6 separate regions of the Mus musculus genome follow, and regions 2, 3, 4, 5 and 6 are each linked to region 1. The links are chromatin loops, found by intact Hi-C in ENCODE. Cell type or tissue: heart. All regions are shown on one strand. Links, peaks and the distances in the headings refer to the core of each region. The heading gives the core; the rest is flanking DNA.

The links. Hi-C counts contacts between places; a loop is a spot of excess contacts. Peaks named below come from ENCODE experiments on the same cell type or tissue, not always from the same donor. Only the 100,000 strongest peaks of a DNase experiment are listed, where the experiment ranks them.
Region 2: a loop joins it to region 1, with 5 times the contacts of the local background. A loop is called at or near these places in 5 of 42 quality-filtered maps.
Region 3: it touches region 1 in a loop (3-fold over the local background); 13 of 42 quality-filtered maps call a loop at or near these places.
Region 4: it touches region 1 in a loop (7-fold over the local background); 25 of 42 quality-filtered maps call a loop at or near these places.
Region 5: it touches region 1 in a loop (4-fold over the local background); 11 of 42 quality-filtered maps call a loop at or near these places.
Region 6: a loop joins it to region 1, with 2.2 times the contacts of the local background. A loop is called at or near these places in 4 of 42 quality-filtered maps.

The regions. Positions count from the first base shown.
Region 1 is chr7:16,625,637-16,630,482 of GRCm38, forward strand. All of the region lies in intron 2 of Gm29443 (predicted gene 29443), which reads left to right. Among named protein-coding and RNA genes, the nearest start is that of Gm24708, 3.4 kb to the left of the region's middle. In heart, for the core only: CTCF peaks have their summits at 2,665 and 4,161 (motif pointing right); no DNase peak of the experiment used is centred there.
Region 2 is chr7:16,903,748-16,908,593 of GRCm38, forward strand. It overlaps Ptgir (prostaglandin I receptor (IP)), which reads left to right and starts at 2,743. Exons shown (of 2, transcript NM_008967.3): 1 at 2,743-3,889. The coding sequence starts at 3,038. In heart, for the core only: no CTCF peak of the experiment used is centred there; DNase peaks (open chromatin) are centred at 1,954, 2,194, 2,644, 3,374 and 2 weaker places; H3K4me3 peaks cover 750 bases; H3K27ac peaks cover 1,897 bases; H3K27me3 peaks cover 1,661 bases.
Region 3 is chr7:16,807,929-16,812,774 of GRCm38, forward strand. It overlaps Fkrp (fukutin related protein), which reads right to left. Exons shown (of 3, transcript NM_173430.2): 3 at 1,339-4,048. The coding sequence starts at 4,007. The coding sequence ends at 2,523. Among named protein-coding and RNA genes, the nearest start is that of Strn4, 5.5 kb to the right of the region's middle. In heart, for the core only: a CTCF peak has its summit at 2,042 (motif pointing left); DNase peaks (open chromatin) are centred at 963, 2,043, 3,003, 3,763 and 1 weaker place; H3K4me3 peaks cover 1,527 bases; H3K27ac peaks cover 1,184 bases; H3K27me3 peaks cover 1,891 bases.
Region 4 is chr7:16,726,344-16,731,189 of GRCm38, forward strand. No RefSeq gene overlaps it. Among named protein-coding and RNA genes, the nearest start is that of Ceacam9, 6.8 kb to the left of the region's middle. In heart, for the core only: a CTCF peak has its summit at 2,466 (motif pointing left); DNase peaks (open chromatin) are centred at 2,568 and 3,368; H3K4me3 peaks cover 1,037 bases; H3K27ac peaks cover 1,690 bases.
Region 5 is chr7:16,790,652-16,794,651 of GRCm38, forward strand. Slc1a5 (solute carrier family 1 (neutral amino acid transporter), member 5) reads left to right here. Exons shown (of 9, transcript NM_009201.2): 6 at 2,996-3,229. Among named protein-coding and RNA genes, the nearest start is that of Slc1a5, 11 kb to the left of the region's middle. In heart, for the core only: no CTCF peak of the experiment used is centred there; no DNase peak of the experiment used is centred there; H3K4me3 peaks cover 752 bases; H3K27ac peaks cover 463 bases.
Region 6 is chr7:16,889,790-16,894,635 of GRCm38, forward strand. Gng8 (guanine nucleotide binding protein (G protein), gamma 8) reads left to right here and starts at 1,997. Exons shown (of 4, transcript NM_010320.3): 1 at 1,997-2,567; 2 at 2,661-2,722. In heart, for the core only: a CTCF peak has its summit at 2,418 (motif pointing left); DNase peaks (open chromatin) are centred at 912, 1,372, 1,952 and 2,402; H3K4me3 peaks cover 3,284 bases; H3K27ac peaks cover 2,165 bases; H3K27me3 peaks cover 1,741 bases.

The DNA of each region.
Region 1 (4,846 bases), core at 428-4,427:
TCTTCCTTTGAGACAGGGACTCCGTAGTGGCCTTGAACTCACAGGACTCCTCAGACTTAGAGCACTGCAGGCAAGAACCACCACACCTAGATTTTGGGGACTCAGGATAGCATTTTCATACTGGTCATGTTGAGCAGCCTTTCCCTTCCCTGCCCTATCTCCACCCATCTCCATATGTGCCGTTGGAATAACATCATCTCCGATGTGCTCTTCTGAATCTTTTGTCTCCTACTTGTAACCTTGGGCTTTTCTACCCTCACCCAGTTCCCGGATAATGACTTGGAGACTTGTGTTTTATAAATAAATGCCTAGGCCATAGACTTTGGCTTGTTTCCCAACTAGCTTGGAACTTATATTAAGTTTATACTATTCTATGTCTGCCACATGGCTGGTAACCTCAGTTTCATATGTCCAACTTCCAGAAGAGGACATCAGATCTTATTATAGACAGCTATGAGCTATCATGTAGTTTCTGGGAATTGAACTCAGGACCTCTAGAAGAGCAGCCAGTGATCTTAACCTCTGAGCCATTTCTCTAGTCCTGATATATATTTTTTTCATGTTTGCCTTTTGACTCCCAGGCTAGCATCTAACTCCGTGTATCACCTGTACCTTAGTTACTTTTCTGTTGCTGTGAAGAGGCACCATGACCAAGGCAGCTTAGAAAGGAAAGCATTTAACTGGGGGCTTGCATATAGTTACAGAGGATGAATCCACGGTCATCGTGGTGGGGAGCATGGCAGCTGACATGGAGGCATGGTGCTGGAGAGCAGTAGCTGAGCGCTTACACGCTGGGGCAACAACAGAGAGAGAGAGAGAGAGAGAGACAGAGACAGAGACAGAGACAGAGACAGAGACCTTTATATTTCTTTGCAAAGCTTTTGACCTTAGCTTGTTCCCCAACTAGCTCGTAACTTATATTAACCTGGTTATGCTATTCTATGTCTGTCACATGGCTAATACCTCTCCTCAGTTTCATACATCCAACTTCTGAGTCTGGGTGGTGAATTCCTGGGCTCTCTCTCTGGCTCTCTCTCTCTCTCTCTCTCTCTCTCTCTCTCTCTCTCTCTCTCTCTCCCCAGAGTTCCTCTCTCTCTGCCAGGTGTCCCATCTTACTATCCTGCCTTTTGCTATAGGCCATGGCTTTTTATTTGAACCAATCAGGAGGTGCCTTAGGTAGGTAAAGAAGGATAAACACACACCTTCACACAGTGTACAAAAGTATCATTCCAACACTTACTGATGAGCCATCTCTCCAGCCTCCGTTTGATTTCTTGAGACAAAGCATCCTATATCCCAGACTTGAGACAAAGTATCCTATATCCTAGACTTGAGACAAAGTATCCTATATCCCAGACTTGAGACAAAGTATCCTATATCCCAGACTGGCCTCATACTTGCTCTGTAATCAAGGAAGACCTTGAACTCTTTAGATCTTTTTGCCTTCAACCCCAGCATTCTGGAGGCAGGGGCAGGAGGATCATCACAAATTATAAAGTGTAGCCTGGTTTACTTAGTGAATATCAGGCCAGCCTGGTCAACATATCCAATGAGTCATATTAGCGGCATACAATTTACTTTTATTTTTTCATTTTTATAGTTTTTGGTTAGACAGTATCTCCAAGTACAAAGGCTGGCCTTGAACTTCTAACACTTTTGCCTCTGTGTAATCAGTGCTGGAATTATAGGTGTATATGGCTATGTTCTATTTCAAGCTCACAATTTATCATTAATGTATTTTATCATTAATTTATTTAGTTTTGAGACAGGGTCTCTCTACGCAGCCCTGGCTAGTCTGAAACTTGCTTGCTATGTATACCAGGCTGGCCTCAAGCTCAAAGGATGCCCATCTCTGCTTCTGGAGTGCTTAAAGTCCAGGGACTTAAAGGGATTAACGTCCTCTGTCACCCCCCTTGGCTATTCCTATTATTGTTGACATGGAGTCTCCGTATGTAGGTCCGGCTGGCTTTGAACTGAACCTGGAAATCCTCTTGCCTCCTATTGAACATTTGGTCACTTGGTTTGTTTCTGTGGTCCACCCCTGTAATCACAGCACATGGGAAGTTGAGGCAGCAGGATGAGGACACCAAGGGAGTCCTCCACAATAAACCTAGTTTTAGGCATTTCTCGAGTATATGGGAACATGTCTGAAAACAAAAACAAAACAAAACAAACTAAAGCCAAAACAACAACATTGCCAGCAGGGTGAGTGTTGTGGGGTGGGGCAGATTGCTGCCTGTCTGGTGGCCCGAGGCAGGGAGGTCACAGAAGGGCTGGGCTGGCTTATGAATAAGAAGGAAAGGGGCCCCTGTTTGTTTCTATTGCCATATAACATTTCACTGAATGAACATACCTTATCTTTTCACTTTATGCTTCACGTGGGAGTTTTTTAAAAAATACACCAGCCAGAGTTTATTGTAGGTTCCTCTGCTTTCCCCAGGGACAGAAGACAGGCTCGTGCCCAATGAACATAATCAACAGCTAACTCAAATGTACCCCTAGCTCAGAGCTATTAGCTGAAGCCGCACTCCTCATCGCCAAAGAATCCCCATCAGGACCAGCAGCAGCCTGTGGGAAGGATCCAAAATATCTGATGCCTAGACCCATTCCAGACTGTGGATTATCAACCCAGCCTGATAACCCAGCCTGTGGGTAGCCACATTCTCCCATAGGTGGCGCTGTTTCCCTGTTTTCTTTGTAATGACGTAGAGCAAACCTAAGACTTCATCTGTGTTGGGGAATGAAGGCTTTGCCACCGACCTCCATTGCTAGACCTGTTTTCCTTTGTATGGTTATTTTTACATCTTATTCTCTGATTTTAGTTTATGTTCCCTGAAGTAGAAAACCTAATTTCTTAATGTCTGTGTTTTTTTCCACGAGGATATAAAACCAGCAGAAGATGCTCAGGGTACCACCCAGCTTATGCCCTGCATCTCCCGTTCACAGTCTTTGCCCTACAGGAAGTCCCAGGTCACCTGCGATGAAGGTGTGGACGATTCTCCACTGCAGAGAATGGCAAGATCTCACTCTGGTATTGGTTTTGAGGGAAGGTTTAAAATGCACGGTGAGATAGAAGGACAGAGTATGGAGACACAAATCTACGAAGCAATTATGCTATGGATTGGTGGTGACGAAAGTAAGAAATGTGAGGGAAAAACATTGAACTATTTAATCTACCACTGCAGACTCTTGAGTAGGAGAATGGGCGACTTTCTGGAAACCTTTTATTATTATTATTTTTAGATTATTTTATTTTATGTGTTGTGAGTGGGGTCCGAAGAGGGTGCCAGATATCCTAAAACTGGAGTTAATGGATGTTTGTGAGCCATCATGTGGCTTACAATCACCTGAATTACAGCAAGAGGGGATCAAAGCCTTTGGCCTCCAGAGACATTGGTACTTATATGCAGGAGCTTGCACTCATGCGCGCGCGCGCGCACCACACACACACACACACACACACACACACACACACACACACACTGAAAAAAAATATTGTTTAAAAGTGAAGTTAGACTGAGTCCACGCCCCCTATATCTTGGGTCTCTTCCTCTGCCTCCTTTTTTGTAAATTCTTCTGTGGGCTTGGTGGTGTGCCCCTGGTGAGATGGGAAGACAATGGGACCCTTGGAGCTTGCTGGCCAAGTACCCTAACTTACTCAGTGAAGTTCTTAGCCAATGGGAGACGGTCTCAGAAAAAAAAAAGTCTTAGAAATATCCCCAGGTTGTCTCATGATCTTCATTCTTACCACACAGAAATACACACATTTACACACATAAAATAAATTAAAATATAATATAAATTTAAACTTCACTTTTGGGTGATCTTTATTATCTATTGTGGGGGTGGAGCGCCCACATACCATTGCATGTGAGTGAAAGTTAGGAGACAGTTTTTGAGCATTCTCTCCTTTCACTGTGTGGGTCCAGCACCTCCAACTATGTTCTCAGGATTACAGTGGGGTGGGGGGACGCCTTTATGACTGAGCCCAATAAACTTCACTTTTAGATGTGAAGTTGCTTAGTGATGTAGGCTGGGTTGCCCTGACAGTCCCTGAAGTTGACGTGCAGAACTAATTTATAATCCCATCTGTGAGTTGGGTCTTCACATTCCTGCAGCGCCCCCAGCTCCCGATTATGGTTAAGTGTAATTACCAAGCATGAACACTAGGGGGCAGCTCATCACCACGAGTGTTTCCGAAGACCTACCTGGACTTGACAGGTTAGTAAATTCCATCTGGCTCCCTGTAAAATCACAGGCGTGAGTGTTTGCATTTAGAGCTGGAAGTCAAGTTAGAGAAGAGCCTGTGAAACTTCAGTGTGGTTGCAGACCATTCAAGGTTAATTGGTTAATTGGTTTTAGTTTCAGTCTTTTGTTTTGGTTTTTTAGTAGTGTGTATGTGCCTTCAGGTGGGTACAGGTGGGTGGGTGGGTGTGTACATGAGCGCAGGTCAGAGGCGTTAGATCTGAGCAGAGATGGAGTACACTCTGTCTCTGTAAGGAAGTGGGTGCTCAGAATTATACTGAGGTCCTCTGCAAGAGTGGTCCAGGCTTCTAACCAATGAGCTATATCTTGGCCCCCAAAGGTTCTTGTTTAACAATAGATTCTAATTCTTCTGGTGGAGCCTGAAGACCTCCCGTCCCTCCCTCCCTCCCTTCTTCCCTCCCTCCCTCCTCTACAAGTTCCCCTGAGCAGAAGTGAGGGGCATCTATCCCCTTGGCTCCTAACATGCTGGACTGGAAAGGTGTAGCACTAGACCTGCACGATCTGGCTAATGTGCAAACCATGAGGTTAGTCATGCAGGAGTATTAGATGAGCCCTCACTGAAGAGTATTTAAAGCAAAGC
Region 2 (4,846 bases), core at 847-4,846, 280 kb after region 1:
CTGGCACCAGACAAGGGGACACATAGAGCCATGGGTAACCCTGGCATAGATCCCAGGGTCCCTTTGCCCCCTCCTCAGGAGAGAGCTATGGCTTCTCTACCTGCTTCTGTTTGGACTCTGCCCTTTGAGGGGGAAAGTCTTGTACAGCCCAGGCTGACCTGGGACTCACTGTGTAGTTGAGGAAGACCTTGAACTTCTGATCCTCTTAACTACACTTCTGGAGCGCACAGCTCCACACCCCAAGCTATCCACTTCTGACCTAGGAGCAGGGAGAGGCACCTGGAACAGAGGCTGGCACCCACAGGGTAATGGCTCCTAGAGGTCTAAGAGGGGAAACTGAGGCCTAGGAGAATGTGAGGGCTTGTCCAAGGTCCCCGGGCATAAGAGCCAGGGGACTTCCCAAATAGTAAGTGATGGTGATAGGGACAGGAAGTCAGCAGGAGAAAGCTCCGGGAGCAGAGGTCCCACCTCCTCCAAACTCCCCTGATACTGAGACAGGACGCCAAGCCTGCCAGGCATCATCCTTCATTAATATGATATGACTTCCTGAGTCCCTCTGCTCTGCCTGGGAATCAGAGCCCGTGACAGGGACCACATGGCCTGCAGGCCTGCCCCTCACAGTCTCCCACCCCAGACCCCTCACCCCACGAGGTTCCTCACTTCCCAGGGCAGGCCTGGATGGTCCTTTGGGGATCCCCAGGGCAGCTGGTACTGGGGATCCATCCTGTCGGAAACCAGGAACGCCAGCTGGGTGGCAGCTGGGCATGGGTGATAGGAAGATGTGGTCACCACGGGGGGGGGGGGGGGCGGGTGGACACAGAGAGGGAAAGGCAGCAGCTGCCTGCAGTCCAGCCCTGCATCAGGAACTCCCCTGCCCTTGGAACATCTCTGTACTGGCCTTTTCCCTGCTCCTCGGCAGGTGGGATGCTGGATACACTCAGTCACATGCCTGGGACCCATATCATGGAGGAGGAGACTAGGGTGAGCCACCCCTTGCCCAGGGCCATAATGCATCAGAAGGTGATGGGTCACATTGCTACAGAAATGAAAGTCAAATGGATGTGTAACCTTTTTACTAAAACAGTTTCCCTGAAAAACAAGGGTGTTGCCAGGCAGTGGTAGCACATGCCTTTAATCCCAGCACTTGGGAGGCAGAGGCAGGTGGATTTCTGAGTTCGAGACCAGCCTGGTCTACAGAGTGAGTTCCAGGACAGCCAGGGCTACACAGAGAACCCCTGTCTCAAAAAAAGAAAAGAGGAGGAAAAAAAAAAAAAGAAAAAAGAAAACAAAGCTTGCAGGCCTTGATGCCAAGCAGACACTTGAGTTTATCCCAGGAACCCACAGGGTGGAGAGACAGAGACAGAGAGAGACAGACAGACAGACAGACAGACTCGGGGTGGGGGAAGAGAGAGAGAACTGAGACTCCTGCAAGTTGTCCTCTACACCATGAAATGGGTGCACCCATACACACACGCACAAGCACACACACACACACACACACACACACACACACACACACAATCTTTTTGCTTTTTTAAGGTTAAGGTCATTTTTTGGTTACATAGAAAGTTTGAGGCCAGCCTTGGCCACGTGAAATCTGTTTAAAAAAACAGCAGAGCAGCAGCAGCAGCAGCAAGAACAGATTTTTTAAAAAAAGAAAAGAAAAGAAAAGAAAGGAAAAGAAAAGAAAGGAAAGGAAGCCACACAAGGTGACTGGGGTCTCTAAGGTCCCCTCTGACCCTCCAGCAGGAACTGTGGAGTCAGTGAAGGTCCCATCACCTCTGTACTGACAGCTGGGCTGACACTGATCTGAGGGAGGCGGCATGGTCGGGGGAGGGTGTTGCTGAGGGAGGATGGGTGGAGCCTTGTGTGTGGGAGCAGAGCTGGAGCCTGAGATGGCTATCCATCGCCAAAGTGTTAGTATCGGAAGTCAGTGTCGTGAGCGGTGACTGGGGCCTGGAAGTGCTATGGTGCGAAGTAAAGGTCAACCTTTAATGGTGGGTCACCAAAGCCCTGTGAACTGCAGACCATGCATGGACTGTGCGTCCTGAGCTAGGAGCCCATGGATGAGGTCTGGTCAGGCGGCCTCCTTCTTCAACTCCTGGAAGGAGTGAATTGTGTCCAGGGACCAGGACTCTCCATGGTGTCTGGAAAACACTACATCATGGGGGAATTTCCTGGTCATTTCTCAATCCCAGGGCCAGGGCCTAACCCCAGGGCCTGAAGCCCAGAATAGCTCTCAGAGGCTGTTCACACACAGTTCAGGCCATGGCTAAGCTGGAGAACCACTCAGCACTAGGACCTGTCTGGCTTCCTTGGGTTGGTGGTGGTGGTGGTGGTGGTGGTGAGGTTCTGATACTAGGTAACACGAAGAGGGACTTAGATATGAATGCATTTGGAGAGGGGTGGGGCAGACAGACACAGAGGTAGAGACAGACAGACAGACATAGAGATGAGATGCTGGGGAGGGGGCACGTATGAAAAACAGAAAAGGTTGAGTGGGGGTGGAGGTGGCAGCAGGTGACTGTGCTGTGGACTGTATGAGGAAGAGGCAGGAGGAGAGGCAGAGGCAAGAGACGGATACTCAGAGCAGGAGATGGGGTACAAGCCAGGGAAAGCAGGCAGGGAGCCCGAGGGGGCCTCTGGAGACCAGCACAGGGGGAGGAGGGCGGGGCAGAGAGGAAATGAAAAAAGCTGGGGCGAGGAGGCAAGATGAGGAGGGAGGGGGAGGGCGGGCCCTAGGAGGGAGAAGCTGACAGAGATCTACACAGACTCGCACACAGACAGGAGAGACTGAGGGACTTCAGAAGGCAGAGGTGCTGGAGGGTCTAGAAAGCAGAAATGTCAAGGAGGTGACAGAGAAGTGTAGAGGAAAGAACAGGGGGTAGGGGACAGGGAACACTGAGGCACAAAGGGACAAGGACCTGACAGAGAAGGAAAGAAACAGGAGAGGGACAGACACAGGAGAAGACAGAAACAAAAGACAGAAACACACGGGCAACTGGGAATTGACTGGCAGATCCCAGATCCTATGAAGATGATGGCCAGCGATGGACATCCTGGACCCCCTTCTGTCACTCCTGGGAGCCCTCTCAGTGCAGGTGGCAGAGAGTGGCAGGGCATGGCAGGCTCCTGCTGGAATATCACCTACGTTCAAGACTCGGTAGGACCTGCCACCAGCACGCTGATGTTCGTGGCTGGTGTAGTGGGCAACGGGCTGGCATTGGGCATCCTGGGTGCCCGACGGAGGTCACACCCATCGGCCTTTGCGGTGTTGGTCACTGGGCTGGCGGTGACGGATCTGCTGGGCACGTGCTTCTTGAGCCCTGCAGTGTTTGTGGCCTATGCTCGAAACAGCTCTCTGCTGGGCCTGGCCCACGGTGGGACGATGCTGTGTGACACTTTCGCCTTCGCCATGACGTTCTTCGGCCTGGCCTCCACGCTCATCCTCTTTGCCATGGCTGTGGAGCGGTGCCTGGCACTCAGTCACCCCTACCTGTACGCCCAGCTGGACGGGCCGCGCTGCGCCCGCTTTGCCTTGCCTTCCATCTACGCTTTCTGCTGCCTCTTCTGCTCACTGCCCCTGCTGGGCCTGGGCGAGCATCAGCAGTATTGCCCAGGGAGCTGGTGCTTCATCCGCATGCGTTCCGCCCAGCCTGGCGGCTGTGCCTTCTCCCTGGCCTACGCCAGTCTCATGGCCCTGTTGGTGACCTCCATCTTCTTCTGCAACGGCTCCGTCACTCTCAGCCTCTATCACATGTACCGCCAACAGAGACGCCACCATGGCTCGTTTGTACCGACCTCTCGGGCACGAGAGGATGAAGTTTACCACCTGATTCTGCTGGCCCTCATGACCGTCATCATGGCCGTGTGCTCCCTGCCTCTCATGGTGAGTGTCCCTCGGAGCTGGGGTGCAGGGGGAGGAGTGGAGGGCAGCATCCATCTGTGCTCTCCACTTGTCGTGTCTATTTGACAGATGTGAAAACCGAGGCTCAGAAAGGGTCAGATGGTGACTTTGTGTTCCATGTACTCCTGAGTACTCCAAGAAGTCTCTCTGCTTTCTTTTCCTCCACTAGACAATCTCTAGCCCTTAGCTGTCCTGTCAACACCTCTCAGCCGGCTCCCCTATCCAACACACCGTTGTGATAACAGGATCCACAACTCACGGGCACTTGCTTTCTGCCGACACAACGCTTAATGGCATTCCAAATGCCTCTTCAGATGAATTTCAAATTGACCTTACACAATCATTTCAGAAGCACTGGGCAGGAAATGACACTGAAGTCCCATCCTGTCAACCTCTTTATAGAAAGATGATAGTGCTTGCTGCCCGAGATCACACAGGCTGGCTGAGTCTCCTCCATCCTGGCTCTCTCCTCCCGGAGCCTGGCCATATAACCATGAGCACCCCACACACTCCCTGAGCCTGGGCCCTGCCCTTGTCCCCCACACCCTTCTTTCAGCCTCACAGGGACCTTGTGCTGTCCCCTCCCACTATAGCAGCCAGTGGGGCTAGCCACGTTTTTATGCTGGGGGTTGGAACACGGTTTGGAGTGTATTTGGGGTGCTGGAGCCCTTTGAGGATTAACAATGTCTGACAAACTCATCTCCAAGGGTGGCTCCACACGAGGCTTTGGGAGCCTCAGCGGGCTCAGGCTTCTCTGTGGGCTGGGGGTGGGGTGGGGTGGGGAGTCGCCTCAGCGCAAACGGTGGGTCTGGTAGGTCAGTACCCACTGCCCCACCCTGTCTTTCCTCTGCCCGGTGTTTGCTATGTCCTGGGGCTTTCCTGTCTTCTGCTCCCCGGATGCCTGCACACGTTAGCAACTCAGCCTGCATCTTTCTTCAT
Region 3 (4,846 bases), core at 448-4,447, 180 kb after region 1:
CCCCTTGTAAGGTCACCTGGGTGCTGGGTTGGAACTCAAGTCTCATGCTTCAACAGTATCCTAGGTCGGTCTCTATTGCTGTGATAAAAAACCCAGGACCAAACGCAATCTGGGGATGAGGGGGCTTATTCCTTGCAACTCTCAGGTCACTGTCACTAAGGAAGTAAGTGTAGGAATAAAGAGGCGGGAACGGAAGCTGAAGCCCTGGAGGATGCCCCATTGGCTTGCTCCGCTTGCTTTCTTACCAAACCCAGACCACCACCTGGGGGCGCCATTTAGAGTGGGCTAGGTCCTCTCACCAATCGATTAACCAAGAAAATGCTCCCGGACTTTCCTACAGGCCACTCTGATTTTTCTCAACCAAGGGTCCTTTTCCGAGAAGACCCTAGCCTGTGTCAAGCTGACAAATTAACCAGCAGTTAGCACTTTCCCCATTGGGACTACCCCCTCCTCCTTTTCTTGAGACAGGGTTTCCCGGTGTAGCCCCCACTATCCTGAAACTCATCTGGAGACCAGGCTGACCTCAAACTCACAGAGATCCTCCTGCTTCTGCCTCCCGAGTGCTAGGATTAAAGATATACGCCACTAAACCTGGACCAATAGTATGGTTTTCTTGAGACCCTTGTAGCCCAGGCCGGCTTAGAATTCTCCATGAAGTTGAGTCTTGAACTGCTCCTCCTGCTGTCACCTCTCAAGTGCTGAGGCTGAGCATAGACCACCACTCCTGGTGGTTTTGTTTAGTTTGGTTGAGACATCTGGCTGTGTCGAAGGCTGGCCTTAACAGCCTGGGCTGGAGATAATGCGGCCTCAGTCAGCTGCAGTTAAATAGCTGGGATCACAGATGGATACAGCTGTGCCTGGCTTCCTGCGCTGCTGTAATCGTTAGCTATTATTATTTTGTGGTACAAGTGACCAAGCCTAAGCCCTGTGCAGGCTAGAAAAACCCGAGGCCTACATCCCTGTTCCTGTGCTTTAAAAATAAATAAAAAGCCGGGACAAGGGCGTGGTGGCACAGACCTGTAACCCTAGCGCCAGGGAGACTGAGGAGGGAGGGCTATGACTTGCAGGCTCGCCTAGGATTTGCAGCAAGGACAGAGGTTGGGTCAAGGACCACCAATAAAAATCCTCCTCCTCCTTTGGACCAGATATTGTGGTGCACACTTGTAATCCCAGCGCTCCACAGGCAGAGACAGGAGGACCGTAAGTTTGAAGCCAGTTTGGCCTAGAAAGTTAGACACCTGCCTTAAACTCCTGCTCCTCATGGGGTGCAGGGTGGGTGTGGGGAGATTCAGGGAGTGTGTGGAACAAGCTGTAGAATGAAGCAAGGAAACAAACGGCTCTATTTGTCTTGAATTTTTAAACTTTAAAGTAGCATAATTTAAGTCTTATTTAACAATATACAGACTGGTTTGAACATAATTTATATGCATAATTAAATGAGAATTTTTTTTTAAACCTGTTTGAGTGGCACAGCCATGGCAAGGCTCCACTTGGGTACTATTTCTACAGCAGAACCTAGAGAGGAAATGAAGTGTGGGCCTTGAAACGGTGATCTGAATTCAAGTCCCTTACTAGCCACTTCCTAAAATATCTGATTACTGGCAAGTGACTGTCATTTTGGCCTCAGTTTTCCTCCCCGGAAAATGGACGTAATAGCAGCTGTCACTTCCGAGTGTATGCCTGAGCCCGAAAGCTCTTTGTAAATGTGAGCTATGGCGAAGGTTTATCCCTTCCTAGAAGGGAGGGGGAAGGCGGGGAACAGGTGCAGAGGGCTGAAATAAAGAGGTAATGCATTGGCCAGATCCCAAACCAGAGAGAGCCCAGTCAGTCCTCCAAGAGCAAGATGGGGTTAGAAGCAGCAGATACATCAAGCAGCACTCTCAAAGGAAAGTGCCACATTCGGGGAGGAGAGGAGGTGGCCAGTGCTGTCCCACCTCCCAGAGCCACTCCAAGAAAACCAGAGATGAAGGTGATGAAGCAGAGCCGCGAGCGGTCATCAAACACGAACTGAAGCGGGACAGAAGTGCCCTCTAGTGGAGGAAGCAAGCACTGGAGCCAAGCGTCCTGAGGATCCTAAACACAAAGGGAGGCATTCGGTATCTCAAATGAAACAGACTGGGTAACTAACTGGTCCAGGGATACCTAAGTTGTATGTGGTAGACTGAGGCTGGCTCGTCTGTTCTCCGGATCTCACTCTCCAAGGGCCTACAGCTCTTGGAATATAGGGCAGAGACTATGCAGAGCCCTAAAGACTCCCTGGGCTTTTCTATCAAAGGCCACCACTTTCCTCCCTCATGAGGCTGAGTTGCTCCAGTCTTTGGGTTCTGCTTCCCGCCAAAGCTGAAACTGTCCTGTGTGTTCCCTCCAATCTTCCTTGGCCAGTTCACCCTTTTTTTTTCTTCCCTCCAGTGCACAGCCCCACTACCCAATCACAAACTGGTTCAGATCCATACACAATCCGAGGCAAGAACAGACTCTTGTACCCTGCTGTTCACCTAGCCCCAGATGTGGGTACCAGGGCTTCAACCGCCTGTCAAGCTTAAGAGTGCGGGGTTGGGGTACTCCGGGTTCTCGATGACCCCAGGCCCAAACTTCAGCTCCAGGAAGCGGCGGTAGTTGTTAGGGGCCTGTGCCATGAAACCCGCAAAGGGCAGGGGGACAAGTGGCTGCAGGAAGTGCTCTGGGAACTCAACATCCTGCCGGTGGTCCAGCCACGTGTCCTTGGTCATAACCCCATTGCGGGGGTAAAAGGGCCACAGGTCCACGTGCAGGTGGTTGTTCTCACTGTACTGTACTCGGAAGAAGTCGCCCTCCACCGCCTTCTCCCACACAAAGCCGCGTTCATCCACTACCGAGCCAGCTTCGGCACCCCGCAACTGCTCGCAGTTGCCCACGTCCTCCAGGTAGATGCCCAGATCTACGTCGTAGTCCCAAGGGATGATGTCGCCGTGGCGAGCTGCACCCAGCAGCGAGCCGCCCTCCAACCAGTAGCGCACGCCCGCCGCCTCCAGCACGCCCACCACGTAGCGCGCAGTCTCGCGCAGCGCGCGCAGGCAACAAGGTGGGGTCCAGCGGCCCTCATACAGGTAGGCGGGTGTGTCGCCCGCCACCGTACCGAAGCAGCGCGCGCTCTCCTTGCTGCAGCCAAACCACTCTAGCCGCCCGCCTTCCCAGCTCACCAGACGGATTCCCAACGAGCGCAGCAGCGCCGCTCTCCGTGAGCGCCCCTCACGTTCCGCCTTCCAGCGCGCGTGGGCGGTGGCCAGCGGTGGCTGGCGCGCCGCGGCGAAGGTCAAGTCCAGCAGCTGCACTGCCCAGCCGCGCAGGGCGGTCTGTAGGAAGAGGCTGGTGGCCAGCGGCCGCGCCAGGGGCACCGAGAGGTTGAAGAGGTCGCGGGAGCGCATCAGCAGCACAGCGTCGCCATCCAAAGCGTCGCAGCGGGGCGCGCTGGGAGCTGGGTCGTAGCGCGCAGTCCACTCCCGCAGGCTGACGTTCAGAGCTAGGCACCGCGCTGGGTTGGCGGTGGCGACCGGGGCGGCCACTAGGCGCGCGCTGCTCCCTCGGAGCGCCTCCACCATTCGCTCCAGGTGGCCTGGTGACTCGGCCCGCGCTCCATCAGGCACTAGAGCCACAAACTCGGTGGCTACGTAGGTCTCCGGGCGCGAGGCCGCCGCTGGCCGGTCCAGGGCTGGCTGGAGCAGAGCCAGGCGAACGTTGGGGATGCGAGGCAAGGCCAGGGGTGGGTAAGGGAGTGTGTCGGCCGCCACTACCACGGGCTGGGCTGGGTCCTGCTGCAAAAAGGAATCCACTAGCTCTGGCACCGCGTTGTCAAAAGCCTCAAATTCCCGAATCAGGACGGTGACTCGGGGGCCAATGGCAGAAGTCCGGCGGGGACCCCGGGCCCGGGAGTTTCTGGGCTGGTGTTGTAGCCATGACACATAGAAGAAGACTAGGAGGTTGAGGATGATGGCGGCTGCCAGGGCAGCCCAGCAGCGGGTGAGCCGCATGGGGCCTGATGTCAGACCCTAGCTGGGGCGTCCAGGGCATCCTGGGGAGACAGGATGAAAAGGGAGTGTGGAGCAAGTTGTCAGCATTCCTTACCCTTGAATTCTCAGTTGCCCTTCCTGGATCTGATTTCAGGCCCTCCAGGAATTCCTAGGTTGGTTCATGCCCCTGCCCTAAACAGACCACTTGTAAGCATCACGTCATGGGGTCACTTTTCCCACTCAGTTACACAGTGAGTTCTTAAATTAATGTGTGAGGGCCTGTTTAAAACTAAAACCAAAAATTGAACCCATCACCCCTGCAAATGAAAAAAACAATGCTGGTCGCTGCCAGAGGGTGGAGGGAGAGCTGTGAACTGGTTGAACCTGGGGCCCTACCCAGGACAAATGCTCTACCACCAAGCCCCACTCCCAGCCCCTCACTGGTGGATCCAGGAAGGTGGTTTAAGCACAACCCCAGCACCCAGTTTTAGTTTTGTAAGGTGAAACACTTCTGACACCTTACTTGCCTAACAATGTGAGGGTGTTTAGAGGGCTGTAGTTTCACACATTATCCCAGGCTACGCAGCAGAGGCCAGTCTTGGACTGTTGGTCTTTCTGCAGCTACCTCCCGATGTGGGGTTTCCAGGTGTGGACACCACACTGTTGTAGATGTACTTAGTACTACTGAACTGTGAGTGTGCCAGTGATGCATTTGATTTTAGGAATATTAGATCACAAATTTTAAAAAAGATTTATTTATTACGTACACAGCCTGCATGTATGCCTGCAGACCAGAAGAGGGCACCAGATCTCATTATAAATGAGATATAGGCCACCATGGGACTTGAACTCAGGACCTC
Region 4 (4,846 bases), core at 342-4,341, 100 kb after region 1:
TGGGGGTGAGTGTGTCTCTGTGTGTGTGTGTCTGTGTGTGTGTGCATGCATGTGTGTGTGTGTGTCTCTGTGTGTGTGTGTGTCTGTGTGTGTGTGTGTGTCTGTGTGTGTGTGTCTGTGTGTGTGTGCGTGTGTGTGTGTGTGTGTCTGTGTGTGTCTGTGTGTGTGTGTGTGAAGGTGTCAGAAGCTCTGGAGCTGGAGTTACAGACAGGTGTCAGCTGCCTTGAGATGAGGGTGCTGAAAGTTAAACCCCGGTACTCTGGAAGTGCAGCCAGACATCTGCTTAACTGTTGAGACTTCTCTCTAGTCCCGGCCTATTTGATTTTTAGTCTTAAATTTATCTGCAACTCCCTGGGACTCACAAGGATAGAGCCGCACAGATACCAAAGGACATGAGATGTGTCCTTTCAGCCTTTAGCTTTGCTAAGAGGAAGAGGACTGAAGAGGTGGTGGCCTGAGTAAAGCTGTCCCTGTCAACAGCACCATACTATGTCAGCTTGGGACACAATGAGTGGAAAGTGATTGCTACTTCCCCTCTGTTGCTTGAGAGGGTGAGGACCCATCTCCCTGCCACATGAGGCATGAAGAGTAACTCACCAGCCCTGCTGAAGAGGAGGTTCCAGTGTGCCGGGTTGTACACCCAATATCTCCCCATGCATCCTCACCGTGTAACAAGGCTGGCAAGCACTAACTGTAGTGGGGTCTGTGCCCCATCCAAGGGAGAAGGGTACAATGGAGCTTGGGGATGTTCTGCTATGCAAGCATATCAACCACTTTTGAGTGTGGACACTGTAAGATGAACCCATCCTCTCCACACCCAGCTTCTCTCAGAACACTTATCCAAAGTTAAGACAAAGTCTACCAACAGTGTGTCCCTTAGCTGACCAGGTCCTGTCAGGTTAATCTTACAGGCTCCATGGACGATCTGTCCGGAAAACTCAGGACATGTGTTTGTCCGTGCGTGGTGATGCTGGGCATGCATCAACTTGGACACTTAGCGGGAAGGCCATGTTAGCTGTCGAAGCATCAATCAGAGTTCAGGAGACCACAGACACTGCCCAGCTTATGTGGGAAGCACAGAGTAGCGTCTTTATCAGATGTGATATATGCATGTGAATGTCAAAGACTAAAGGTGTTGGATCCCACCCCACCCACCTCAAAGACTGACTGGACATGGAACTTGGGTCCTTTTCAAAGGTAGTGTGACTTTTTTAACCCCTGAGTCATCTTCTTTCTTCTTGTTTGTTTGTTAAGATTTTATTTATTATATGTAAGTACACTGTAGCTGTCTTCAGACATCCCAGAAGAGAGCATCAGATCTCATTACGGATGGTTGTGAGCCACCATGTGGTTGCTGGGATTTGAACTCAGGACCTTTGGAAGAGCAGTCAGTGTTCTTACACACTGAGCCATCTCACCAGCCCTGTTTGTTTGTTTTGTAAAACAGGGTTTCTCAGCCAGGCGTGGTGGCACATGCCTTTAATCCCAGCACTCGGGAGGCAGAGGCAGGCGGATTTCAAGGCCAGCCTGGTTTGGCTATCCTGGAATTCACTATGTAGAACAAGCTGGCTTTGAACCCAGAGAGATGTGCCTGCTTCTGCCTTCCAAATCCTGGGATTAAAGGTATGTACCACCACCAGGCTCCTTTTGGGTTCTTGATCTGAGGTCTCATGTAGCTCAAACTTCATAAGTAGCAAAGGATGACTTTGAACTCCCAATCTTTCCACATGCAAGGATTAAAAGCACTCACCACCATACCTATTTTGTCAGGGAGATTATGTGTGTGTGTGTGTGTGTGTGCGCGCACGTGTGTATCTATAAACAAAATGTTAAACCAGGAGTTTCAGTGAATGGCTGTAATTCTGACATTTGGGAGGCTGAAGCAGGAGGATCAATGCAAGTTAGAGGCTAGTCTGGTCACATAGTGAGTATCAACATGGCAAGATCCCATGCCAAAAATCAGTCTCTCTCTCTCTCTCTCTCTCTCTCACACACACACACAATCAATCAATTAATCAATCACATTTTAAGATGTTTCAAAACAAAATTTAAAAAATAAAAAAATTAAATTTTAAAAAAAATTTTAAAAAATTAAATTAAATTTAGGTTCTGCATAGGAGAGGAAACACTCAGTGTTTGTCTCTCTAAATTTGGCTTTCCTCTCTCTTCACAGTCTATTTATATCACATTTTCATAGTCAGTCATCCCCTAAGGGACACCAGGCTTGTTCCAGTTTCTAGGCAGTGGGAATGATGCAGCGACAAACACAAATGTGAAGGTGAAGTATGATAAGGCAGGAAGGATCCGTTGACTGATACAGTCATTGCCCGTACTGTCTGTTTACCAAGCATGACTTCACTTGCTACCTGGAAAGAATGTCTAAACAAAGGATCCGTGCCCTTAACAACCGCTGACTTCCCAAGGGGCTTCTGTAAAAACCTCACTCGCGCCACCTTGTGGCTTTGGAGTATAACATGAGAATACAAACATGGTCTGGGGGTGGAAACCTTTCAGGAGCCATCCTGGCTTTGGTCCACCAGTGACACCACTTCTCATCCACTCTTGTTGGTGTTGGAGTGGCTTTTTCCAGAAAGATTCCCACAACATTTCTGGAGGCCCTAACAGGATGTCCTTCACCATGACCCCAGTTGATCAAGAATGACTGCCTCTCCAGGGCCTCTCAGACAACCAAAGGTCTCTGGAGCCAGGAGGAACGCATACCCACATATCCGATGGGATTCCAGGACCCCTTTCTAGCGGCCAAAATGCCTATGACACCCAGGATCAGAGTCTCTGAGTCCAGATCGGGTAAGGACTCGCCCCCTCCCAGGGGAGACAGGCAGGAAGAGCCAGTGCAGCCTGGCTCTTCACCCCAGAGGACTGCATCCAAAGCCCCTATGAGGACCAAGGAGGTACTGGTACTGATCTCTGGAGAAATAGACAGACTGGGAATTTAAAACGGGAGTCTATAACTTCTGAATGAACGAATGAATGAATGAATGAATGAATGGTGGATGAATGTGAGCACACTTGCCTTCTCCATACACCTGCAGCTACAGAATCTGATTCCATTAATAGGAGGTGACCAGCAGAGGTGACCTGTTGTGTCTGGCCAGCAGATCACAGCCTGGGTTCTAGCCTGGACAGGCATTTTGGAAACCTGGAAGAGAAGAAGGGCTAGGCGACGAGAGAAAATGATGCAGCTAAGACAGGCATTCTGATCAAAGCTCAATTTTACTGTTCCACACGCAGTTATGAAGCAGGGGAAGGGGGCCCGATTCCCACCAAATAATCTCGGAGTCCAGTAGCAGGGTGACCACGTGATGGCTTCGGAACAGGAAAGCGACAGGCTCCAGCAGTGGGAGTGGCAGAATGATTGAGCAGGAAGCTCCACCCCTGAACAATCAGGTTTCAGACTGGGGGAGGGGAGACTACAGTGACCGAGCATGGTTAAATCATGGTGAGGAGGCTGGCAAAGCAGGCACCTTCTACCCCACTCTATGCACTACAAGGAGTGGAACATATAACCTCCCCCAGCTCCTGGTTACAGAACTCTTGTCACAAGGTCTGCACAGTCCTAATACAAACCCACACAGTTGTGCAAAGATTGCTAAGCCTGAAGACACCAAGGAAGCACCCACACTGGCATCCCCAGGGGATGGAACTTTTCACATGATGCTGCCTCCCTACTGTTCCAACTGTCAGCATCACAGGGAACCAAGATGGCTGCAAGACCATCTCATCCCATCTTCTGAAAGTAGTGAGCTACGCAACGCTCACCAGCCTCAGCCACAGCCCAGCCCTGCCAACCTCTGCGGGATGCATTCCAGATACAAGCCCATTCCAGTGTGTTCTCTAAGGGAATATCGGGCCTTTCCTTCATCCAAAGTGGCAGCTATGTTATTCAGCCACATACTTGCCAGAAGAGGAGGAAGAGCCCCTCCATGATTGTGTAGAAGTTGTAGTAGAGATTGTCTCCTAACACCCAACAAAGTTCAGCTCCCCAGTTCAGATGTGGAATCTTTTACTGGTCAGAGCTGAAACCTATGACAGGACAATAGCCCCTCACAATAAGAGACTCTAAACAACAATATATCAAGAAAGGGGGCTGCTTACCTCAGGGAACAAAGAAGCTAAACCCAGAGTCCAAACCCTCCAGTTCCTAGGAGCTGTGTGGGCCCCCCTAGCTATGGAAATGATACACTGACAGACTCACACCAAGAGCCAAGGTAGTCCAAGACACAGCTCCAAAGTCCTATCCCAGCTGGGCGGTGGTGGTGCACGCCTTAAATCCCAGCACTCGGGAGGCAGAGGTAGGCAGATTTCTGAGTTCGAGGCCTGCCTGGTCTACAAAGTGAGTTCCAGAACATCCAGGGCTATACAGAGAAACCCTGTCTCAAAAACAAAAGCAAAACAAAAAAAAAAAACAAAAAAAACAAAGTCCTATCCCATTACCGTCCAGAACTCCCCTCACAATAGGCCAGAAACAAAAGAATGACAAACACAACTGACATGGGCCAGGGAGATGGTTCAGTGAGTAAAGTCCACATTGTCAGGCCTGATGACCTGAGTTTGATTCCCTAGACCAACTGTGTTGGCTTACAGATAATTCTGCTAGACTCCTCCCAGGGACCTAGCAACAGTTACGTCATCACCTGCCGCCATTACTACCTGCGCCGCTGCTACCACCAGGTGCAGGTGACTTGGCAGTGTATTAGAGGACTACTCACTACCCCAGTCCCTCTTCTCTTCTCTCTCTCCCTCTCTCTACTCTCCCCCCCCCCCGCCATTCTCTCTCTCTGTCCCCATACATTCCCAGCTGGCCTCTCTGTCTTTCTTTCTGCCC
Region 5 (4,000 bases), core at 1-4,000, 160 kb after region 1:
CAAATCCCAGCAACCACATGGTGGCTCACAACCATCCATAATGAGATCTGACTCCTCTTCTGGTGTGTCTGAAGTGTATATGAAGTGTACTTACATTAAATAAATAAATAAATATTTTTTAAAAAAAGAAAAGTAATAACAACAACAACTCCCCCGATTTCCAACATATAGAATTTCCTGGGGCTGGAGAGATGCATCAGTGGTTAAGAGCACTGCCTGCTCTTCCAAAGGTCGTGAGTTCAAATCCCAGCAACCACATGGTTGCCCACAACCATCTGTAATGAGATCTGATGCCCTCTTCTGGTGTGTCTGAAGACAGCTACAGTGTACAATACCTAAATATAATAATAAATAAATCTTAAAAAAAAAAAACTTTAAGAAAAGTAACTTTCCAATGGCTGGAGAGATGGCTTGGGGGTTAGCAGCACTCAGTGCTCTTCCAGAGGACCTAGGTTTGATTTCAAACATCCACATGGTGGCCTCACAGTTGTTTGTTATTCCAGTTCCAGGGGCAGACCCCCTGTACTGGCATTGTAGGGCACCAAATATGCACATGATGAGTAGACATTCATGTAGCCAAAACACTTATACACATAGAATGAAGTGGAAAAATCTTAGCCAGACATGGTGGCACATGCCTGTAATATTAGGAAACAGGGGCAAGTGGATGAATCTTTGTGGGTTTAAGGTTAGTTTGTTCTACAGAACCACTACCAAAGTAGTGAGGCAAACTGTAAGACACTATATTAAAAAACAAAGCAAAATGCGCAGATCTGTGGTGGCGCACACCTCTAATCCCAGCACTTGGGAGGCAGAAGCAGGCGAATCTCTGAGTTTGAGGCCAGCCTGGGCTACACAGAGAAACCTGTCTCAAGAAAAACAAAACAAAATGCTAAGTTTTTGTCTATGCCTTTAAATGCCAGCATTTGAAAGGCAGAGGCTGGCAGATCTTTGTGAGTTCAGGGCTACACAAAGAAACTCTGCATAAAAAAGCCAAAACAAGGGGCTGGCGAGATGGCTTAGTGGGGAAGAGCACTGACTGCTCTTCTGAAGGTCCTGAGTTCAAATCCCAGCAACCACATGGTGGCTCACAATCACCTGTAATGAGATCTGACGCCCTCTTCTGGTGTGTCTGAAGACAGCTGTAGTGTACAGTGTACTTTTTATAATAATAAATCTTTGGGAAAAAAAAAAGCCAAATCAAAAAACAGCTATGCTCATTGGGTATGCCTTTTTGTTGTAGATTTTTGGAACTAGGGTTCACTATGTAGCCTAGACTTGCCTAGAACTCAGAATTCTCCTACTCTTGGACCTAAGTGATGGGAACACAGGCACCCACCACCACATTCAGCGCTGTTTGTGTGTGTGGAACTAGGGATCTAGCCCAGAGCCAAGTAATTGCTAGGTACTCTTTGGCTGAGTCACACACACACAACACACACACACACACCCCGCCCCTCAGTGGGGGCTCAGGGGATGGGGTGTTTCTAGGCTCTACCATTGAGCCACGTCCCTGCCCCTTAGTGTGTCTTGATCAGTAAGAAGATGGTCGGTGCTGCAGAGGCAAGGCTTCCAAGACAGCTTGGTTTCCCTCCCTGCTACTGCTCTTCCCCAGCTCTGAGCACTACTCTAAGTTAGACTTAACTTCCTGTGCATCAGTTTTTCTCTGCAGAAGATGGTGCCGTGACAGCGGCTTCAGAGGTCACAGCAGGGTTAACACATGTTCTCATGCCAGTGCCTGCTCTGTCCCATGCTCAGAGTAAACAATGGCAAATATTTATTTAAGCATTTGTGCTTATAAAATTCCTGGGCGCGTCTGAGTGGCTGGGACTTGGCCAGCTGGCCCTCCCCTCCCTTATTGCACAGGTGCCTTTCTTTTGTGTAAAGGACAAGGAACTGAGGAGACAACCAGCCATGGTTGCAAGGTATTGGGAAACCAGGCTAACAGCAAGTGCACCCTGGGAGTCTTGGCTGTAGGATAGACACAGGGAGGGTTGTCGCACCAGCAGTGGGACTGTGTACAAATGCCTCCCAGCTAGTGTCTCCCTTCATCCTGTTGTAGTTCCTGGAGGTTAGTAGCATTACCTTGCCTGGTTGGTATTTTCTTTATTCTGTGGTGAAGATTAAAAGCAGGTCTTTGAGCTACCATTGAACCATACTGCCCAGCCCCTCACTGGGAGATTCTAGGCAGGGGCTCTACCACTGAGCCACACCTGTCAGCCCTCTTTTTACTTTCTGAGACAGGGTTTTATTGCCTTGAATTGTGTGTGTGTGTGTGTGTGTGTGTGTGTGTATTTAAATTTTATGTGGATAAGTGTTTGGCCTACATGTATGTCTGTGCACCATGTGTACTCAGGGCCTGTGGACATAAGAGAGCAACAGATCCCCTAAAGCTGGAGTTCTAGGCTGTTGTGAGCCACCGGGTAGGTACTAGAAACGGAACCTGGATCCTGTATAAAAGTAGCCAGTGCTCTTATCGGCTGAGCCATCCATCCATCTCTCCAGCTCTTGGCCTTGGACTTTTGATCCTCATAGCTTAAGTTACAAAGTGTCTGGTGGGCCGCCAGTCATCCGAGATCAAAGGCTTAAGTGGGGGGTATGTTGCAAGTGCCACAGACCTGTGAGTTAGAGTGACCCAGAGACTTTTTTTTTAACTGAGAGTGACAGCAGCTGCTTTAACAAGCAAACCAGGCAGCAAACAACTCAGAGTGGTGGGTGCTTCTTTCCCTACTTTACTGTCAAGTCTACATCTGAGGTCGCCGTTCTGGTAGGGATGGGAACGTGTGCGCATGCGTGGGCTTTTATTTCATACCTGTGCTATCTTTGTGTCTACAATTTTATCTGAGGCTCTCACCAGTCTTGGAGTGGTGCTCTGAGTAACTCCAGACTTCTAGGAAAGGTTGGGAAGTGTGGTCAGCTGAAGTGCTGCGCACGGGGCATGGCTGTGACAGTCCCATGATCGGCGGCGGCAATAAGTCTCTGTGATGATGATCAGGTACGCACCCGTTGGAATCCTGTTCCTGGTGGCCAGCAAGATTGTGGAGATGAAAGACGTCCGCCAGCTCTTCATCAGCCTCGGCAAATACATTCTGTGCTGCCTGCTGGGCCACGCCATCCACGGGCTCCTGGTTCTGCCTCTCATCTACTTCCTCTTCACCCGCAAAAATCCCTATCGATTCCTGTGGGGCATCATGACACCCCTGGCCACTGCTTTCGGGACCTCTTCTAGGTGAGCCCTGTTACCAAATATAACAAAGGGAACTGGGAGTGGGTATTGGTGTTTGAAGACCTGTATTATGATTGGGGTCATTTGATGTGGACACATTTTTTTTTTTAATTTTACTTTTTTGTCAGTTTTTCTTTTCTTTCTTAATCTTTAATTAATTTATTTTAAAAAAAATTTTTTCTGTGTATCAGTGTTTTACCTGAACGCATGTCTGCAGTGCTCCCGGGTGCCCACAGAGGCCAGGTGTTTGGTTTCCCCTGGGTCTATAGCGTTAGCTCTGAGCCACCATGTGGGTGCTGGAGGTTGAACCCAGGGTCTCTGGAAGAGCAGCCACCGTTCTTAATCACTGAGCCATCTCTCCAGCCTCCTTCACTCAGTCTTTTTTTTTTTTTTTCTGTCATTTTTTCTTTTCTTTGTGTGTGAGGTGACAGTGCAATGTGTGTGTAAGTCGGAGGACACCTGCAGGTGTCCCTCCTCACCTCCTACCTATTTGAGATTGTCTGTTTTTCCCTCCCGTCTCTCAGTAATGGTGCTAAGGATTACAGACATTGTATACTATGTGTCTGATTTTTACAGAGCTATGGGGAATTGAACGCTGGTCCTCATGTTTGTACAACTACAGCCTTCTCCCCCGGCCGTTTTGTTTTTGTTTTCCAAGACAGGGTTTTTCTATACTGCTCTGCCTGTCTTAGAACTCGCTCTGTAGAGCCGGCTGGCCTTGAACTGAGAGATCCGCCTGCCTCTGCTTCCAGAGTGCTGGGATTACAGGCATGC
Region 6 (4,846 bases), core at 357-4,356, 260 kb after region 1:
CTAGACTACATGGTGAGTTCCTGGCCTGCCCCTCACTAGCCCCATGGTACCTCTTCTTCTGATCGTCTTCTAAGCTTGCTGTGGTCGCTGGGAATGTGGCTAAGCCGTTAAGCGTATCTGTTCTTGCAGAGGACTGGGATTTGATTCTCAGCACCACATGGTGACTCACAACCATTTGCAGCTCCACTTTCAGGGGACCCAACACCCTCTTCTGACCTCTTCAGGCACCGGACACACAAGTGGTACACAGACATACATGCAATGCAAGCAAAACACTCATAAAATAACTATTTTTTAAAAAAAATAATAAAAAGTTTTGGGGGCAGGATAAATGGCTCAGTGGTTAAGAATACTTTGTTCTTGCAGAAGGCGTGGGTTCAGTTCCCAGCACCCACATGGTGGTCCATAACTAGTCATAGGTACCTGTATGGTGCACATACATAATACATACATAGAAGCAAGACACTCGTACACATAAAACACATCTTTGAAAAAAATGAAAAAAAATTTTGCTATGTAGCCAAGGCTGGCCACATGCTGAATCCTTGAATTACTGGTATCTGTTTTACCTGTGGTTTCCTGCACAATGGAATCCCTTTACCAGCTAAAATACAACCCCCAGTCCCCTCCCCCACCCCCCCTTTTAGGCTGGTCCACTTTCTAGCACCAGTTGAGATGGAAACTTACTGTGTAGTCCAGGCTATTCCAGAAGTTCTGGTCCTCCAGGCTCATCATCCCCAGTGCCTGGATTACAGGTACCCTGGGACTTGATTCTAGACAAACACCTCAAAACTTCTCTACAAGGAACATGTTGACAGGGTCAGAGGCAGAAGGCAGAAGCCAGCTGAGGAAGCCAAGAAAATAGCGAAGCTGAATTGAGTTTGTGGGAAGAAACTGGATTCTGGACTTACTTTAAGATGCTTAATGATTAAGGACTTCGAGATGGTTCAGCTGGAAGATGGCCTTTGGCACCAAGCCTGTGGGCCCGAGTTCCACCCTGGCACCCGCATGATGGAAGGAGAAAACCGAGGCTCCCAAGGTGGTCTCAGTTCCACACCAAGGCTGTGGCACTGGCACACACCTCCCCATACACACAAAAAATAAATACGTAAAATGTAAATCTGCAGATTAGGAGGGAGCTGGAGGTTATCCAGACCGTGTCTGTTTGTCCTCCATCCTCCTTCCTCTAGCCTTTGGTCCGGAGACGGGGCTGTCACCCTGCCTTTCCAGCTTTAAGTAAGCTGGGTTTCTTCCCCAGTGGCGGCCGAGGCCAGATCTGGGGATGAAAACCAGCTGCGGGAGGCGCCGGGCTCGGCGCGCGCCCAGGCCCCTCCTAGGCGCCGGCAGACACCAATCTTTGGCTCCCCTCCCCCTTCCGCAGTCCCGGCCCCGGGCCCTGGCACGTCCGGCGCGCCTGATACTTTCCAGATGTGGGCCGTGTTCTCCTTCCAACCTGGCCCTGTGAACCCACGAGGGAGGGGGGGCAGGGAGCCAGGGTTCCATACTCCCAACTCCAAAAAGCTATCAGGGTGGCTCTGACTTGTCATCCCAGCTCCCTTGGAATGGCCAATGCAGGAAGGTCGCAAGTTCAAAGCCTGCCTTGGCCACAGAGAAAGTTCAAGGCCAGTCTAGCGCAACTATAGGAGACTGTCTCAAAATGAAAAAGTTAAAAAGGGCCATGGGATACAGCTCAGTGGTTGCTTAGCACATACGAGATTTTGGAGTCTATCTCCGGTACTGCCAGGTGGGAACTATCAGAGGCTGGTATCTTTCCCCACCAGTTTGGCTTCCCAGGGCAGGCTGTGAAAATAGGGTTGAGCTGTCTGCAAAAGAAACGCTTCTCCTTACTCCACCCCTGCCCAGGGTTCCAGCATCCCAGAGAGCCAGAATGAAAAGGAACGTTAAACCCCGCCCTCACATCCCTCCAGGCCACGCCCCATTCAACACACCCCACAAAGCCCCTCCCTTGATCACACCCACAGCATGCTCTCTCCCTATAGGCACGGCCTCCGCCGTGTGGTCCAGCGGGGAAGGCTCCCTCTGTCTCTCTTGTCTCTTGGCAGGCTTGACTCGGTCTCTGAGTGTCTGTCTCCAAGGCTCAGTCTGTGTATCTGTCTCCTGTGGCCTCTCCCTGTGCATCCATCATCTATCCTTCGTCTGTCTCTCTGTGAACTTAGTTCTGTTTCTCTTTGCAGTTCTCACCGCCCTCTGAAGTTCTCTGTCCCATTTTCCGTCCTCTCACTCTGATCCCTCACTACTTTCACCTTCCTAGGGAGCCATCTCCCTCTCTTATCCTTCTTGGGTCCCCCAGATCTCCCGTTTCTATCTTCTGCTGGGCGGACGGGGACGCCTAGTCTTCGCCTCTTCTTCTGCTTGAGCTCCTGCAGCGACTTTGGTTCGCGGGCGCCACCGTGTGGCCAATAGGGAGTCCTTGATGGCGGCGAGGCAAGCAAGCGATGCTGTGGTCTGGATGCGACGTCCAGAGGTGGTGCGACCCACGCCAGTGTAAGGGCACGCCTCAGAGGTGGTGTGGGACGCCAGCAGATGATGTGTGACTGTGTGACAAGGTGAGATTAGGAATGACAAGAAGGGGTTCAGTGGGACTGTTAGAGTAGGTGTGATGTGTGGCTGACCATGTTATACTTGTTACACTTTATCAGCGAGACTGTGGGCCACTGTGTATGGCATTGGACCTGAGAGAGGACCTGCCTGGAGACTGTTCGTAAGTCTGACCACATGTAAGGGTGACCACGCGTGTTACAGAGCGTAGAGAGTCAGGGGAGCTGGAATGCCCAAGTGATCAAATGATCGAATGCAAGAGGGAGGCTCGGGAGAGGGACCTAGTGTGGCCAACTGTGTGGATGTGAGACAGTATGTCTGCCACACTGGTGAGTCCTGAGAAACTGGGTGACCACGTGTGACGCTGAGAGGTTGGCTTGTGTTTGTGACTGCCTGTGCAAAGGTGTGTGATTGTTCTGGGTGGCAGAGGTGAGTTTACAGGGTCTGCGAGACAGGGAATGTTGAATGTAGAAGAGAGAAACAGTGAGTGAGTGAGTGTGACAAGTGTTTGTAGTATAGACTTCAAGGCCCAGCAAAGGCTGTGCCCACAATGGTGTGTGTGTGTGTGTGTGTGTGTGTAAAAGACCATGTTATCAAATGTCAACAATGTATGATACCAAAAGACACTGTGCCGCTATGATAGTAATAACATGTGACACAGTATGGGGAGGGAGAATGTGGGCCACTGTGTATCAGGAAATTGACCAGGAGTAAATGTGACCACACAAAGGCGCTCCTGGAAAGAAAAGCACGTGGTTCTCTGTCACACTAGGCAATGGAGCGCTTGGCAGTGAGGCTGAACCAGTATGTGGTTGTGTGAGACTCCAAGACAGTGTGAATGCGAACTTCAGGAGAAGTTAAAGCTGCACTGGTAGGTAACAATGTATACATTTGACTCTCTAAGATACTGTGCCTGACTGTGCAGTGACCTCTGCTGTGAGAAATCATGAGTGTCAGCAGTGGGCAGGTATATTAAGGACCTTTGTCATTGTGTGTTGGGTTAAGTGGGGGGGTGGGGGGTGGGGCGGGACTGGGTTACTCAGTGACCCAGCAAAATAGGATGCATCCCTGTGTGAGCGACTTTTGAGTCTGTGTGCTGTGATGTGCTGTGATGGGGTGAGGCTGCTACTCTGATGGCCTGTGAAAGAGTGGGAGGCTGAGTGGGAAGAGGAGAGGCTTGTGTGCATGAGCGTATACACCTGGAGGGCCCGTCTTTTAGTGCAAGTGTGACAGAGGGACTCCAGAGAAAGACAGGCTCTAAACAGGAATGGCTGAAAGAGAGAGAGAGAGAAGGAGGAGGAGGAGGAGGGGGAGGAGGAGGAGGAGGAGGAAGATTCATCAGTGCAAGGAGAGGACTCAGAGACAGACCCAGGGCATGGAGACAGGTGGTGCTTAGGAGGAGAAGGCGGTCCTGAGGGGCTGCACCCCGGGGGAGGGGGCGGGGCTGGGAAGAGGACCAGCCACTGCCTCTGTCAGCCTCTGTCACCCATCAGCCATCCCAGCCCTGAGCTGCAACAGGTAGGTAGGAAGCTCCTGTCCGGGTCCTGGTAGCTGCTTAGATGGCCACTATCTGTCCCTGTGGGACTGAATGAGTGAATGGGTGACTGAGAGAATCAATGACTTTATACTTCCGTGTGTCTCCGTCTTCTCCTCTGTCCTCTCCTTCTGCCTGTGCCTCCCAATCTCTCTCCTTTTTCCTTGCTTCATTTCTCTTCTAACCCTGCCATGTCCCTCTCTGTCTGGGTTTCTCCTCTCCTGTCTCCGTCTTCCTATCTCCTCCGTTTCTGGTCCGTCTGTAGCTGCTTCTACTCCTCCTTTTGTTCCTCCCCCCTCCCCCCCCGTCCTCTTCCTCATCATCTCTCCCCCAGTACCTCTATCTCCATCCTCAGTCTATTTTCCTTCTTCATGCCTGTCATTTCTGTCACTCTGTCCCTCCCTTGGCTTTTTCACTTGTCACCCTCTCTACCACTCCGAATGGCTGGCTGGGTTGGCTTGCCCCAACCCTCTCCCCTGCCTGCTAATGAGCAGAGGAGCCTTTGAGGCAGTCAGGGCTGGAGAGGGGGTGGGTCCCTGAGGGTGGCAGAGGGGGCAGCTGCTGCTGAGGCCCTAATGAGGCCTCCTCTGTGCCCCTCCCGCCGAGATCTTAATTCTCAGTTCTCCCTGGAGTCGCTGCTAATTGGCCTGGGGAGGGGCCCCCCTTCCTGGCTCAGGCTCTATCCCCCAGGGGGTGAGGGCACCTGGATGAGAAGATTCTGATCAAGCACCTGTGGCCCTGTCCTTCTGGCCC